2 separate regions of the Homo sapiens genome follow, and region 2 is linked to region 1. Evidence: read pairs that join two places in POLR2A ChIA-PET (ENCODE). Cell type or tissue: K562. All regions are shown on one strand. Each heading gives the region's core, and the rest is flanking DNA. Links, peaks and the distances in the headings are about the cores only.

The links. ChIA-PET counts read pairs that join two places held together with the same protein. Peaks named below come from ENCODE experiments on the same cell type or tissue, not always from the same donor. Only the 100,000 strongest peaks of a DNase experiment are listed, where the experiment ranks them.
Region 2: POLR2A ChIA-PET joins it to region 1 with 5 read pairs; 4 of 35 experiments call an interaction of 5 or more read pairs at or near these places.

The regions. Positions count from the first base shown.
Region 1 is chr9:38,060,363-38,065,362 of GRCh38, reverse strand. The region is part of intron 1 of SHB (SH2 domain containing adaptor protein B); the gene reads left to right. Among named protein-coding and RNA genes, the nearest start is that of SHB, 6.4 kb to the left of the region's middle. In K562, for the core only: no CTCF peak of the experiment used is centred there; a DNase peak (open chromatin) is centred at 2,652.
Region 2 is chr9:38,135,787-38,146,464 of GRCh38, reverse strand. No RefSeq gene overlaps it. Among named protein-coding and RNA genes, the nearest start is that of SHB, 72 kb to the right of the region's middle. In K562, for the core only: no CTCF peak of the experiment used is centred there; no DNase peak of the experiment used is centred there; H3K27me3 peaks cover 3,109 bases.

The sequences.
Region 1 (5,000 bases), core at 1-5,000:
CTGGTCAGGGCAGCCTTGGGATGCAGAGACTCTGGATGCCCTTGTTTCTGCCATCTGTGTGTGGCTACCTCCTGATCCTGGGCCAGCACCCCTCCACCTCCACCCCATCAGGCAGTCAGGAAGCAGTTGTTTTCACATTATTTCCAGCCAGACAGCTTTTGGGAGGCCAGGCACACTGTAGATCCGGCCTTCCTTCTGCCCCTCACTCATGGATCCAGGAAAACCACTTCTGGCACCTCATTTAGTCTTTATCTATTGTTAGAGGTCTCACTCTGTCACCTAGGCTGGAGTGCAGTTATGGCTCACTGCAGCCTCAACCTCCCAGCCTCAAGCAATCCTCCCGCCTTAGCCTCCTGAGTAACTGGGGCCATGTACTGTCACGCCTGGCTAATTTTTTTTATTTGTAGAGAGGAGGTCTCTCTGTGTTGCCCAGGCTCCTGGGCTCAAGCAATCCTCCTGCCTTGGCCTCCCAAAGTGCTGGGATTACAAGTGAGAACCACGGCACCCTGCCAACTTTTCCATTTAGAATTATTTGGAAGAGAAACTAGCCTTACTCTACTGGTTTCTCCCCTAACATAGCCCACTTTTTCCAGCATTTACTTTGTACTCAGAGATGTCTTGGTACAAGTGTGAGTGAGGAGGGGAGGTAGTGAAGGATGCAGGAGACTTGTCCATGATCTCTGGCCTGAGCTCCTGGAGGAGATTGACAGGAATTTCATCCTTTGTTTCCCAGTGTTTTTATCTTGAAGAATTTGGGAAGTTCATCACCTAGAAGGTGGCTTTGAGCTGGATCTAGGGTTGGAAGTGGAATCTCAGCTCAGGGGAGAGGGTGACTGCACGCTGCAGGAGTGCTTATGTGTCAGGGTGTGTATATGTAAGTGTATACATGTGTGTGAACATAGACGTGTGTGTATGTGTATAAAATCTCAATGTGAGGCCTGTTCTTGGAAAGCAGCACTTTCATGCAGCTGGGCCTTGTTTGGGGAATGAGAGATGACAGTGTGAGAGAGGTAGGGGCTTGAAGTTGGACCCCACAGGGGAGACCTTGAAGGTTGTTGAGCCAGGGAAGGGATGTACTCAGAGCCATGGTGGAGGGGCATCCAGGCTATAAACAGCTGCCAAAATCTGGGGAAAATAGGATCAAAGTTAGGGGACAGTTGTAGTTCTGGTGAGAGACGGTGAGGTCCCGAGCTCCTGGGATGAGAAAACGAAACTGGAATAGGTAGACACAGTATTCCTTCAAGTTGTGCTTTATGAAAAAAAAAAAAAATGATGACAAAAGAGGCCAGTTACTTTGGTAGGTCTCCTTTTGTGCAGCCAAACAGGTCTCATCCAGTTATATTTTCTGCTGAAGTCTTGTTTCTTTTATTATAATTAAATAAATGTTGTTTCCACCACAACTAAGTCAGGAGCATCATGACATCAGTTTTCCCAGGTTTTAAATACATACTAATGTGTACCAACACTTTATATTTTGTCAGCATCCAGAGTTGAGTTAAATAACACTTTTTCCATAGTTACAGAATAAATAATATCATGTCTAACTTTAAAAAAAAAAAAAAAAAAACATCCAGCAAACAGTTTCTAAACTGCCTGCTAGGCAGAGGGAATTCAGAGAGAAGTAAGTGGTGGCTAACTTTCCAAAAAGGAAGCTTCTCAGTTTGCAGTTGAATACCAGCTTCTCCCGGTCTAGTCAGGGAGACAGATACAACCAGAGAGACAATATCACAACCCGAGGAATGCCAGAAGTGTGTGCACAGGGTTGGGAGGGCCTGAACTTGGCTGGGAAGCCAAAGAGGGCCTTCAGCAGAAGGCCACTCTTGAGCTGAGTGTAGAAGGCTGAGTGGGAATTCCCAAGGCAGGGGAGTGGGGAAGAGGGCTTTTCATGCAGAAGGAATAAAGCAGCCTGTGCCATGGCCTGGAGGCTGGAGAGGATGGCTGGGGGCAGCAGGGCAGGTGTGGTGGGAGACTGCAGAAGGAGGTTGGAGCCCACAAAGGGAAGAAAGTCCCATGTGCCTTGCTGCGGAGTTGTGAATTATCATTTGTCCTGTTTCACATAAAATCATTGATGTAGGGCTTGATTGAAGCCGGGGTCAAACATGAGTTGTCAGTCATTCCCATTTGATGAACAGCCACACTCTCCAGTTCTTAAAATATCACTAATGGCAAAGGTCAGGGTTGCACTTGATAGCTGTGGTTTGGCTTGGGACACTTTCCCCTTTGAAGTCCCATCCCCTGAAAGCAGTGTGAGAGAAATGCTGCGTATCAAATCCAGTTTTTCCTGGTTGATTCCCCAGAAGGGAAATACATTCCCCAGGCTTCATAGTAACCACTTAATCGGTCATTTAATCCTCACTGTCCCACTGGGAGAGGCTTGAGTACTGTATTAGCTGTTGCTACATAACAAATCACCCCAAAACCGCCCGTGGTTTGATTGTGGGCCATGCTGTCTCTATTGTAGCTCTTCAGCTCTGCCACTGTAGCTTGAAAGCAGCCATAGACAATATGGAAATTAATGGGAACAGCTGTATCCCAATAAAACTTTATTTACAAAAACAGGCAGCTGGCCTGTGCGCTCTAGCTTCCAACCCCTGCTTTAAACGATAAGGTTTTATTATAGCCAAGAGCCTGCATATCTGAGTCATTTTTCTAGTCTCAGTTGGGCTCACTCATGCCTTTGCAGTCACTGGGGGTGGGGTGGGTATGCAGCCCTGCTGATCCTGGCTAGGCTTTCTTACGTGTTTGGTGGGCTGGTTTAGGATGGCCTTGGGCTGCAACAATTCAGCTCTGTTCCGTGTGGTCTCTCCTCCTCCAGCACATGTTCATATGACGGCAGCAGGGTTCCAAGAAAAAGCAGGAGCGCATAAGGTCTCTTGAGGTTGGAAACTGGCATGGTGACCCTTCTGCTGCATTCTGTTGACTAAAGCAAATCATAAGGCCAGCCACAATTCAAGGAGAGAGGAGGAGCTGCAGTGTCCCATGGCAAAGGGCAGGGATACAGGCAAGCCATTAATTAGGGCCTTCGATGCCATCATCTACCTTATCCCCATATTCCGGATAAAGAAACTGAGGCTTAGAGAGGTTGATGACTTGCCTAATGTCACACAGCTGCAAAGTGATAGAGCAAGGATCACACCAGTGCAGTCTTGAGTTCAAAACCTATATGCTTCCTCTATTTTCCGTGGTTTCAATGGAAATAAGTAGTATGAGGCTTGGATATTTACTGGAATATATGTTACATGTCTCCTCCTCCCCTTTACTTAATGCTACTCTTCTTGCATCCCTCTGCTGTAATTTCTCCGCTTTCAGCCTTTGCTTTGGTGTCCCTAGAAGAGGCCCTAGAGCTGGCTTTTCTGTTTCTCTGTCTCCCATCTGCCTCAGAGTTCCAGAAATGAGATGTTAATGCAGCACTTGAGTTATTTTATAGAGAAATTCTGAGCACAGAGTTGGCACATCCCAAGGGACAGCTGCACAAAACGTGAGTCTTGTAACTGTCATGTCTTCTCATTCTAACACCAAGCATTCCTTCCCTTCAAGGATTTGCCGGGCTGTGTGTGCTCTGTTTGGAGGAAGAGACTGGCGGTACATTGGCCCTGATCAACAAGGAACTTAAGTTTCCTTGAAGGAGATCAGGTGACTGTCCTCTCTAATCTGACAATCTCAGAACATGACTGATTACCCCAGGGCTTAACCCCCATGACTTGACCCTATCCTCTCTTTGCCCCCAGAGCATTTCTGACCCATAAAAATTAGCTTTAAAAGTCAAATCTGAAACAGCTGTGGTTTCTTCTGATCAGTCAGCAAGGTCTAACTTGCCTGTGGTCAAGCCTTCCCCTGATTAGCTTAGCTTGTGCTGGGAGAGCCCAGAAGTGGTGGCCTGTGGGGAATGGGTAGGCCAGGCTTGGCCCTAGAAAATAAACTGGGACGTGTGACTTTCCAACAGAGCTCGCATGCTGGCTGGCTGACGGCAACACACCCTGTGGCTTTGTGAGGTTGGTTGATGGTGGTGGTAGGGGTGATGTATTTTCTATTTCTTTTTTTTTTTTTTTTTGAGACAGGATCTCACTCCTGTCCCCCATACTGGAGTGAGTGGCACGATTACAGCTCACTGCAGCCTCAACTTCCCAGGCTCAGGCGATTCTCCCACCTCAGCCTCTCAAGTAGCTGGGACTATAGTCACACGCCAGCACACCCAACTAATGTTTGTATTTTTTTATTGCCCAGGCTGATCTCAAACTCCTGGGCTCAAGTGATCCGTCTGCCTTGGCCTCCCAAAGTGCTGGGATTACAGGTGTGAGCCACTGTGCCCAGAAGGTTGTGCATTTTCCGCAGGACAAAGGTGGTGGTCGTCTCTGACTTCCTAGCTTTCATTTGGCCTGTGCTGACTGAGCAATTGCTATATGCAGGCCACCATCAGGAGCTGTGTGGATACAGGGATGAACCAGGGCCTGGATAGTGCCCGCCCCTGAAAAGCTTATCTTTTGGTTGAGGACACAGGAACCAAGGTTGAAACCCACATCTGTATGTCAGAATTTATCTGTAAATAAAGTGGTGTGGGTGAGCTAAAAGCTGTCTTGGCACAGAGACTGTTCTGGGCAGGGCCTTGATTTCATGGAGCCACAGGAGATGCAGGGTGAGGAGGAGGTATTTGAGTAAAAAAGGTACAATCACTTGAATTAAGGGAGTTTTCCACTACAGTAATATTAGCTAATACTTTTATTATACATACTCTGAGCTAGGTGCAGTTCTGTGTGCTTTGTATGTAACTTTACTCCTCACTACAGTCCTTTGAGGTAGCTACTACTACTGCTACTTCTATTTTCATTTTTACATATGAGGAAACCAAGGCACAGACAGGTTAAGTCACTTGTCTAAAGTCAGGTCGGTGGTTCATGCCTGTAATCCCAGCACTTCCTGTAATCCCAGCACATTGGGAGGCCAAGGTGGATCACCTAAGGTCGGGAGTTGGAGACCAGCCTGGCCAACATGGTGAAACACTG
Region 2 (10,678 bases), core at 2,965-7,964, 78 kb before region 1:
GTTTTTACATGCCTCAGAGGGGAGGAAGTATGTGCTGATTGGTCCATGGGCAGCCATGGGCAGACCCAGAAAAAGCACCAAAAGTTCTCACTGTGGTCGGCAGAACTGGCAGCCTGGACCCCAGGCTGTCCCTGGCCTGAAGCGGGGGTTTCATCAGGGACACGCCCCTTTCTGCCCAGGAGCCTGTCTGTCTCCTGCTGCCATTAACCTGCCATCCACGGTGCCCACAGTGCTCAGGCTGTTCATGCTGAGGGGTGCCTGCAGACATGCCCTAGCCACCCTTATCCCTGCCTTGGCCTCTCTCCCCTGCTCATCTGCATTCAAAGTCTGGAGGGGGCTGAAGCAGCAGGGAGCTGGCGTGTTAGCACTGCCCTAAGTGTGCACACACCCAGCTGGGTCATGACAGCACCTGGGCTCAGCCACAACTTTGCTCCAAAATTGGAGTGGATGCTGGGAGTGGGAGAGGCCAGGCAGCAGGAGCAGTAACTTCAGAGCCTTCAGGGACAGGGGACTTCCTGGGCCCCTAGAGTGCAGAGAGGCCTGGGTCTGCAGCCATGGCTGGGCAGCTCCAGCTGCCCCAGTAGGGTGGGGCTCTCACACCTCCAACTTGGAAGCGGGCAGGGCTTCTGCCTGTTCCCAGCTCTCACTGGCTCTGTGGAGCGGGCAGCCCTGGCTACCCCGCCCCCACTGCAGCCAGTATCATGGCAGCAGCCAGGCCACCACCGCCATCACTAACACTAACAAAAGCTGATGAGCTAAAAACAAACAAACAAAATCTCATAATATTTTAAGAATGTTCAGGAATTTGTGTTGGGCCACATTCAAAGCTGTCCTGAGCTGCATGCAGCCCGTGGGCCACAGATTAGACAAGCTCGATTGTGCATTTCAGTAACAAAAAGTGATGCCAGGTGCATTGGCTCAAGCCTGTAATCCCAGCACTTTGGGAAGCCAAGGCAGGCAGATCACTTGAGATCAGGAGTTCGAGACCAGCCTGGCCAAAGTGGTGAAACTCCGTCTCTACTAAAAATACAAAAATTAGCCAGGCATGGTGGGGCGTGGTGGGGCTGAGGCAGGAGAATCACTTGAACCTGGGAGGCAGAGGTTGCAGTGAGCCGAGATTGCACCACTGCACTCCAGCCTGGGTGATAGAGTGAGACTCCATCTCAAAAGAAAAATAAAAAAAGTGAAAGAAACAAACAAAATTAAACGCAAATAAATTAAAAATAATGTTGTGAAAAATATGACAATCTTATAACTTTAATATATAAAGATTACTTGAAAATGAATAAAATAATATCCAAAAGAAAGAAAAATGAATATGAACAGTCAATTCCCCCCAAAAGAGGTGAATATACACACACACAGACACACACACACACACACACACAGAAATGAAGGTATGAACAGTAATAAAATAGTAGGAATCGATACTACACATGTATATATATATACACGTGTGTATATATATACATATGTGTATACATATATATATGAAGTGATCAAAGAAATCTATGAAAATTAGTAATAAAAGAAATAGAAAGTATAATACCAATGAATCTAGATATCAAATTAAATAACAGAGATTGTTTAACAATGGTGAAACTAAATGGCTGTCTGGATAAAGAAGGGGACGGTGCTCAGTAACTGCTCACCCAAAGCTTAAGCAAAATCCTTCCTCGGTCCAATCTGTTTTCAAGTCTGCAGCACATGGCAGAAATGATAACATCCAGGTCGGCATTCTGAAACCCAGCCACTGCTGTCCGGGTCACCCAGAGGGCTCCATTTGGAAGCTGAGAGGTGGAGAACCCTGAGCCCTCCATGTTCTCTATGCTACCCAGGAATTTCCATCCTGACTCATAAATTCTTTCCCACCTCCCTCATATCTGCAACCCACATCATTACCTAGAGTCTAACTCATTCAGTTCTCCCATCTGTCTTCACTCTGTATCGCCTAAGTCTTTTCAATCACTCCCTCCCCAGTTTTCTCATGTAAAAGATTGACTTTGATAATCTGATATCAGTCAATAATTTCCCAGAATGTCACAGGGCCTGAGGAAAGAGGTTTCCCTGATAAGATATCATCTTATTTCCTTTGTATAAGAATGTGCTATCAGTAAATGAGCAGAAAGGAAGACAGTTCAGAGAGGTGAAATGCAATTAATAAACAAACATATTAAAATATTCAACCTCACTGGGAATAAGAAAAATACAAATGAAATTAAGCCCTCATTTTTACCTATAAAATTAGAAAATAATTAATTTGTATTTACAATACCTAATCCTGAGAAGAGAATAATAAAATTGGGGGTACTGTGTATTGTACTGCCCTTTGAGAAAGCAGTTTGACAATATATATTGAGTCATAAAAATGTTCACACTGTTGACCCAGCAATTCATCTTCTGGAATGGTACACTGAAGAAAAAACTCAAAAAAGAGAAGAGAAAAAACTTCACGTACAAAGATATTCACAGTTGTTCAGAAACCATATAAATAACCCACAAGAAGAGAGTTAAGTAAATTAAGGCACATGTATAAAATGAAACTGTCTGTAGGCATTAAAGTATGACTTAATGGAAATGCAAAAGCAATTTACTGAAAAAATGATCAGCCACCCTCATGATTAAATAAATGCAATTAAAGTGATAGGGATATACCATTTTCCACCCTTCAAATGGACAAAGATTTAAAATCTCATTAATGTCCTTTTGGGAAAATGAGGGCATGTTTATTTACTGTTTGTGGGAGTGTAAATATTGTGACTTCTTGTGCATATGTGGGTAAACTATCCAAGCATACAAAAAATATGGGCAGTAATATAACAAACACCTGTGTATCTCCTACTTAAGCTCCAAAATATTCACATGTATGTGACTTCTTTGAAGAGCAGTTTTGCATTGCCTATCACACTTCTAAATGTATATATTCTTTAACTCCGATAATTCCATTCCTAAGAATTTTATGTACAAAAATAGTTCCACCTGTGCACAAAAATAAGTATGTTAAAAGGTATATTGCAGTATTCTTTTTAATGGCAATAGATTAGAAACAATAGAAAGTCCACATAGTAGAGAACTGTCGAACAAGCCCTACTCCATCCCCACAACAGAACAGCATCCCGCTCTTGAAAGGGAGTGAGCTCTCTCTATATGCTAATAAGGAAGTATCTCCAAGATACAGCATTGAGTGAAAAAGCAAGGTGCAGAACAGTATGCACAGTAGGATCCCACTTGTCTATTTTAAAATATATGCACATATATGCTTGTATATGCATTAAAAATTTTGGGAAGAATTCCCAAGAAACTAATGAAAAGCAGTTTCCCTACAGGAAGGCAGGCTGAGGGAGGATGGAGAAGACTTTCATTTTCATCTTTTATTCCTTCTGAACTGTTTGCATTTTGTTTTACCATATGCATGTGTTGCTTTTGTCATTTAAAAACTAACTTTAAAAGATAAGTATGAATACTACATTGCAAATGGGAAATGCATATAATATTAAGTGAACAAGATGGACTCTGCTGTGCATGTCATGCAGCTGTATACAGCAGGGTCTTGTGGAGACAAAGGTAATCCTGCTGCCTCTGTCCTTAACTCCAGCCCTGCCATCTACTCCAGAATCCCCTCCCTCTCCCCAAACTTCATCCTCTCCCTTGAGCATTAACACATCAGGTGTCTCCTCATTAAATCAAAAACAAAAACTCAGCAACCTCTCTGGCTCCAGCACTCCCTGTTCCTTTCATAGCCCCTCCAAGCTGGCTTCCATCCCATCACCCCCTTGTCCCCAGCTTTTTCCAAGCTCTCCAGTCACTCGGTTGTAAAATTACTTTTCCATTACCATATCACTGGAGCTCTCTGAAGAGGATTACTTCCTCATTATCTCCTCCTGAGGCTTGGATCACCCTGGACCCTTCCAGACTCTCCCAGCTCCTGGAAGCCTCTTCCTGGCCAGTCTCCTCCCTGAACTCTGGCAGATTAAGCTCTAGCCCTTCTCTCTCTTATCTATATACAGTCTCCCTAGATGATCTCATCTATTTGTGCTGCAGAATCCTCACTTGTGTAGTGAAGACACCCTGACACAGCCTGTGGATGCTGTACTGTTTCTTGATCCAGCATACATTCCTAGGAATGACACCTCACTTCTGCTTTGGGGAATTGCTCATTCTCAATTCCACATGGTCACAGGGGAACTGCCAATCACAATGGCCCTGTCCTCTAACTTTAGGACTGGGGCACTCTTATTCATTCTTGATCCAGGCCAATCAGAGTTCCCCCAGAACTCTGCTGCTGGCAGAAATTAGCCTCTTTCCCCTGGAGACACTAAGCCTTATCTGGTGGAGAGAACCTACATGCAGAATGAAGCCAAATACAGCCCAGCAGAACTGAGATGCGGAGAGACAGAGAGATGGACAGACAGGCTATAACTGACATCATTAAACATCACTGAACCCCTAGGTCCAGCCATGCCTAACATCAGAACCAACCAACCCCTGGACTTTCCACTAACAAGAGCCAATAAATTGCTTTTCTGACTTGAGACAGTTAAAGTTAGGATTATGACTCATAACTAGAAGAATGCTGGCTAATATACTCCTAAACCACTATCCGAAGCTTCAAATTTATAAGCACGACAGTCTGCTGGATATCTCCACTTGCAAGCCACCATGAATCTCAGCCTCAACACGTCCAGAACTGAATCCTTTGTCTTCCCTGCCTCCAGCCACCTAGCTCCTCCACCACGGTCTTTTCCCAGCCTCTCCAGCCACTAGACACACAAGCTAAAACAGAGCCAACAGAAAGCTTGAAATAATAGCTTTTTCTGCCTTGTTTGAGATTTTCCAATTCAATTTTGTAAACATCAAATACTGTATTCAGTTGTACGAGTTCCAGGAAACTAGGTTAAAACGGCATCTTTAGAAAGACTGAGGATCCGCTATGCAGGAGCTGTGCATCAGTGCCTCAAGCAAGTGCTTTCCAAAGGGTTAGACTTCCTCCCCCTTCACTAGCCCAGAAATCATTGCTGATGAGTCCATGCAGATTGGATTTCACCTTTCCCAAACCTAATACTTTCAGCTAATGGCAGTCCCAACACTGCTATGAGAAGCAACTCGCCAATCACTGCACACCTCCAAGCCCATCACCCTACTCCTCAAGAACTTTCTATGGCTCCCCATCACCAAAAGGCTCCAACCACCCTGGATCATCTACTGCTCACTGGACATACTGCATGCATTTCTGCCCTGGGATTCCACTCACTCTCTTCCCTAGTCATTCTATTTCCACCTCGTCTCTGCTTCCATCCTGCCAAGGCATGGATCAAATTCACTCCATCCAGGAAATTGTGGTGCCACCTTCATTCCCAAGTAGGATAAAAATGCCTTCTTCTTCCGATACTCAAAGAACTTATTTGTAACTCTGATGCCTCTGAGAACATATGCCTTTGGTTAGTTTCCATGTGTGGATTCATACAGCTCATCTCCCCAGCTAGGTTGTCAAGTCTACTTGAAGCCTCACCTCAAAGCTGGATTGATGTCTTCCTCCTCTGAGTTCCCGTAGCAATGAGGTGCATCTCCCACACTGCCTTTCACAGTGACTATAACTGCCTCTTCCCAAATCCAGCTCTCCTCTTTTTGTGTGGGTGCCGGGCGAACTCGTGTCTGTCTCCATCACAAGACCCCTGACACCTTTGCTTGATGCCATCAGGTACTGTCCCCTTAATCAGATGACTTTGAGAGCTTGAATCAATTCAGCTCAGCTGAAAGGCTGCCTTATCTAGGGTAAAGGAGGTGAGAAGGCAGAGATTCCTGCCTGGGGACATCCAGAAGGCACCAAAACTTAAGCGTACATTCACAGGGCTAGTCACCCCTTCAACTGCTGACAGCCCCTTCCCTGGGATCTCAATCGCAGGTTTGCACAAGGACATCATATGCAGACAGCTGCCAAGTCCTCTCCCTTGGAAACTCTTCAGGAGCTGAAAGAAGAATTGGCGGAGACAAGGAGAAACAGCCTAAGGAGAGGAGAAAAATAGAAAGAGCCAGGTGTCAAGGAGGCAAGGAAAGCATTTCGAGAAAGAGGGGGTGATCTGGAGGGCTGGAGAAGGAGCCAAAAGACGCTGGCATCCCTTACTGAGAGGAAGGCTCAACTAGGCTGGTGGGGTAGGGAGGATAGGGGTAAGTCCAGAGCCCGCTGGAATCCTTCAAACCTGCTTGTGTAACTAAGAAGGAAAAACCCTTTTCCTTCTCTCCACCTACAGGCCTTTGCTCAGGTGCAGCCTTCTTCTCCTCTAAGACCACTTCCTACCTGAAAAGTCCTCTCTGCCTTCACTGCCCAGCTTGATCTCACTCCTCCATGAAGCTGCCTTCTGGATGTCCTGCCTTCCGGATTGTGGGAGAGATTCCCAGTCCTCTGAGCTTAAGGCTGTGACTCTTGATGATAAAAGGCATTTCATTCTGCTGCATGTCACACTTATGTGTGGCCTATCCTGCCCTCAAGGCTGTGAAAGCAAGCTGCAAAGAACAGGAGGAGAAGGGTAAGCGACTCCTGCAGACCCACTAAGTGCTGCACCCAGGCTTGGGATGCTTTCTCTTTCTGCTCTGAAAGCCCTGAGGCTCTGAGAATGAGACTCAAAGCAGCCATCAGAGGTGAGATATGTCTTTTCCTTTTAACAATGTATGCTAAAACCTCACTCCCATTAAGATGGCTAGTATCGAAAAACAGAAAATGGCCAGTGTTAGTGAGAATATGGAAGATACATGCACGTTGAGGGTAATGAATGGCATAGCCACTACGGAAAACAGTGTGGTGGTTCCTAAAAAACATTAAACATAGAATTATAATACCAGCTGGGCGTGGTGGCTCACGCTGTAATCCCAGCACTTTGGGAGGCCGAGATGGGCAGATCACCTGAGGTCAGGAGTTTGAGACCAGCCTGGCCAATGTGGTGAAACCCCGTCTCTACTAAAATTAAAAAAAAAAAAAAAACCCACAAACAAACCCCACAAAAAATTAGCTAGTCATGATGGTGCACACTTGTAATCCCAGCTACTCAGGAAGCTGAGGCAGGAAAATCACTTGAACCTGGGAGGCTGAGGTTGCAGTGAGCTGAGATCACACCATTGCACTCCAGCCTGGGCAACAAGAGCGAAGCTCTGTCTCAAAAAAAAAAAAAAAAGAGGAAGAATTGAAGAATTATAACACCACATGATCCTGCAATTCCACTTCTTGGTAAATACCCAAAAGAGTTGAAAGCAGGGTCTTGAACAGATATTTATGCACCCGTGTTCATAGCAGCATTATTCACAACAGCCAAAAGGGAAAACCACCCAAATGTCCGCCTATGGCTGGATGGATAAGCAGAACGTGGCATACGTACACACAGCGGAGTATTATTCCAACTTAAAAGGAAGGAAATCCTGACACCTGCTTCAACACGGATGAATCTTGAGGACATTATGCTAAACAAAAGTGGCCAGTCATAAAAAGACAAGTATTGTATGATTCCACTTCTATGAGACATCTAGAGTAGTCAAATTCGTAGAGAAGGAAAGTGGAATGGTGTTTGCCAAAGGATGAGAGGAAGGGGAACAGGGAGTTATTGTTTTGTGGGTAGAGTTTGAGTTTTGCGAGATAGCAGAGTTATAAAACTGGATGGTCGTGACAGTTGCACAACAATGGAAATATATTTAACACCACTGAACTGAACACTTTAAAATGGTTAAGGTGGTAAAATTTTGTCGTGTATTTTACCATAATTTTTTTAAAAGCATGCAAAACTTGCATTCTACTCCATAATATATCCATCTGATCTTAGTATTAAAATGATTTATGAATTTTTTTCTCTTGAAATCTTTGATAACAATTGATGTTCCAGGAAGATGCCCTGTGTTTTTCCTGTCCCCGGGGAGGGAAGCCAGAATCCCTGTGTCCGCCCTTCTTCTGCCCTCCTCCCCCAGGTCCTCAAGTGCTCTCCTGCCTGACAAGAGTTTCCTCCTTGCCTTAGGGAGGCAGAACTTTGTTCTGCATTCTTCTATGCTGCTGACGGTGGGAACAGCCTACTCTGGAGGACCGGAAGGTTTTGAAGAGTAGGGCCAGAGAAGGAAAGCTGAGTGAAATGTTAGAATTAGACCAAATGCAGCTTCTTCAGCTGATGAATTCAGTTTCACAGAGCAATCTTTTTTCCCTTTCTTATAGAGTAGTGGCTGTCTCCTGGCTCCCATAACTGCACAAAACAAAGGAGCTCAATTCTGCTAATAATCGTGTTTCCATAATTGTGCATTGGTGTGCTGAGACTACCCTAGGATATGCCTGTGGCTTCCTACCCATCCACTCCCCTGTCTGCAATCTCAGGCTCTCCTCTCCACACATCATTGAAAGGGAATTCCTAAAACAGGGCCACTTAGCAACTTGATGTCCAACATAGCACTAGGCTCTATAGGACATAATTGGACAAGTCTGACCCCATCCCCTCCCTGCCTCCTATGGCTCCCCCTGTCTCTAGGTCAAATCTGAAGCTCCATAGCCTTGTTCCCAAGTCTCATCGCCTGCTGCCTTCCCAGTGAGCTAGAAGCTCACAGTTTCCCCCAAGCTTTTGGACATTCTGCTCTCTCCACCTGATTCTAAAATCACTGTCTTCCCAGAGCACCATATCTGCTCTCTTTCAGGCCTGAAGAACTTACTATCTTGTGCTTTGCTCCTCTGTTAAACTGTGGTCACCCTAAATCTGAGGCTGCTCACAGTTCAGCTATGGCCAGGTGTGGCATGTAGGAGACATTAACAAACATTCTAAAGAAATTAACTAGAGAGGGCTCCCTCGAAAGAGGTTCCCAGACTCACTGTGATTTTCTGTCCTCTGCAGACAGTTCCCAACACCTCACGGTTCAGGCCATGGGTGGCTGCCGGACCCAGCCCAGGCCAGTTTGAGTCCTTCTAGGGATTTCCCCAATAGGACCTGGGGAAAGAGGAACCGTCTGTCTCTTGGTATAAAGCTCTGAGCTGTGGGACACTGGAGAGTGGTCAGCACTGTGTCCTCTAGTGTGGAAGAAGCCATCAGAGGCAAAGCTGACACAAAGATAAGCAGAGATGAAAGACAGTCCTGGCTGCATTCAGCTATAGGGACGTGATCTGTTGACATGAGCAAGGCCTTTCCATGATTTCGTGACATGGAAAAGCCCAGTATCTTTTCAATAATTCCCTTTGGCCTTGGCCTAAGCTTTTTTGAGTGGGGTTTCTGTGACAGCCAAAAGCATCCTGACCATAAATGACAGAGTGAACCAAGTGTATTCTGACTTTTTATTCTGACTTTGGTCTTTGCTGCAAGGAACCCTAAAGTCAAGCTTGGAAGACTCCCTGTAGGAAGAGTCCCCAAATATACCTTCTCATCCACCTGGGGCAACAAGAGGCCTTTGCCATTGCCCCTGCTCCTTCTTCCCTGGACCCAATCTCAGATGCTTTCCTCCCTCTGCCTTCCATTCTAAAGAACTCCATGAAATTCCGAAGAACCTATCCCAACAGGCAGCTGCCAGTCTGTCCTCCTTGGTTCCAGGAGCTCAAGCCCAGTGGAGTTTCCTCCCCAAAGGAGTGGCCCATTCCTATTCCTCACTTGTCCCCTGCCCACGACTTTTTCCTGGGACCCCACAGAGACAGCCTGGCCAGCAAGGAGGGGTAACTGGAATGGAGGCCAGGGGTGGTTTTCACTTCTGGGCTTGGGTGAGGGGGTGGGGGAAGTGTTTCTCTCACTGTACAAGCCAAGAGCTGTTCAGAAGTCAATTTCAAGATCCCATCTCAGTGCTCTCTCTCTAGCCCCTCATCCTTAATGAGATGAGACAAGATGAGACAAGATAAGAGAATGGGCAAGAGTCAGCCCGGAGCACATTGGAAAACCCCTAGCTAGTGCAGAAGCCTCAGGCTCCAGTCTCAGCTCTGCCCTGACTGGCAGTACAAACACATGAAAGCCCCTTCCTCTCTCTGAACCTCTCTTTCTCCAGCTGTAAATTGAGGGGGTTGGATGGCTTCTAAGGGCGCTTTCAACTCTGATGGAGGAGGACTCCTCTGTTAGATGGGAAGGGAAAGGGAACAGGGAATTCCCAGGGGCAGGGGGAGAGAGGGCAGCATACACATCAGAGACGTACAGCCATGTGGCAGCCTGGGACCCCATTCCAGTCCTAGGCACAGCCAGAAACTGATGCTTGCCATCCTGCCCAAGGCCCCTCCCTTCAGACAGCAGGGCGATTTGGGGGTCCCCCCAGAGATAAGAACCTCATGGAGAAGGTCTCTGACTCCAGTGTCCTGTGGAGGTTCCTGCAGCCTAAAAAGGCCTCTCTCTTTGCATCCATCCCACCACCTCTCCTCCTCCCACTTCATCTTGGCCCCCTTTGATGACAGGGAAAAGAGACCCAGGGGACAAGCCCAAAGAACAGACACCTTTGAGGGAGGTTTCAGGAGAACAGGGTGACAGGGAAGCCATGGCTGGGAGTCAGGAGACCCTGGCCCACCGTGTGCCCCCCGGTTAGTCCCCTCCCCTCTCCAGGCCCAGGTCTGTCCTTTGCACAATGAGGGGCAGGGCCACAGGGCTGCTGAGAACCCTGCCTTCTGGAGCCTTTACCCTGGGAATGATTCTAGGTCCTCAGTCTCCCAGGGATGGTGCAGCTCAATAATCTCATTGTCTCATTTACCTGGGGCATTTGA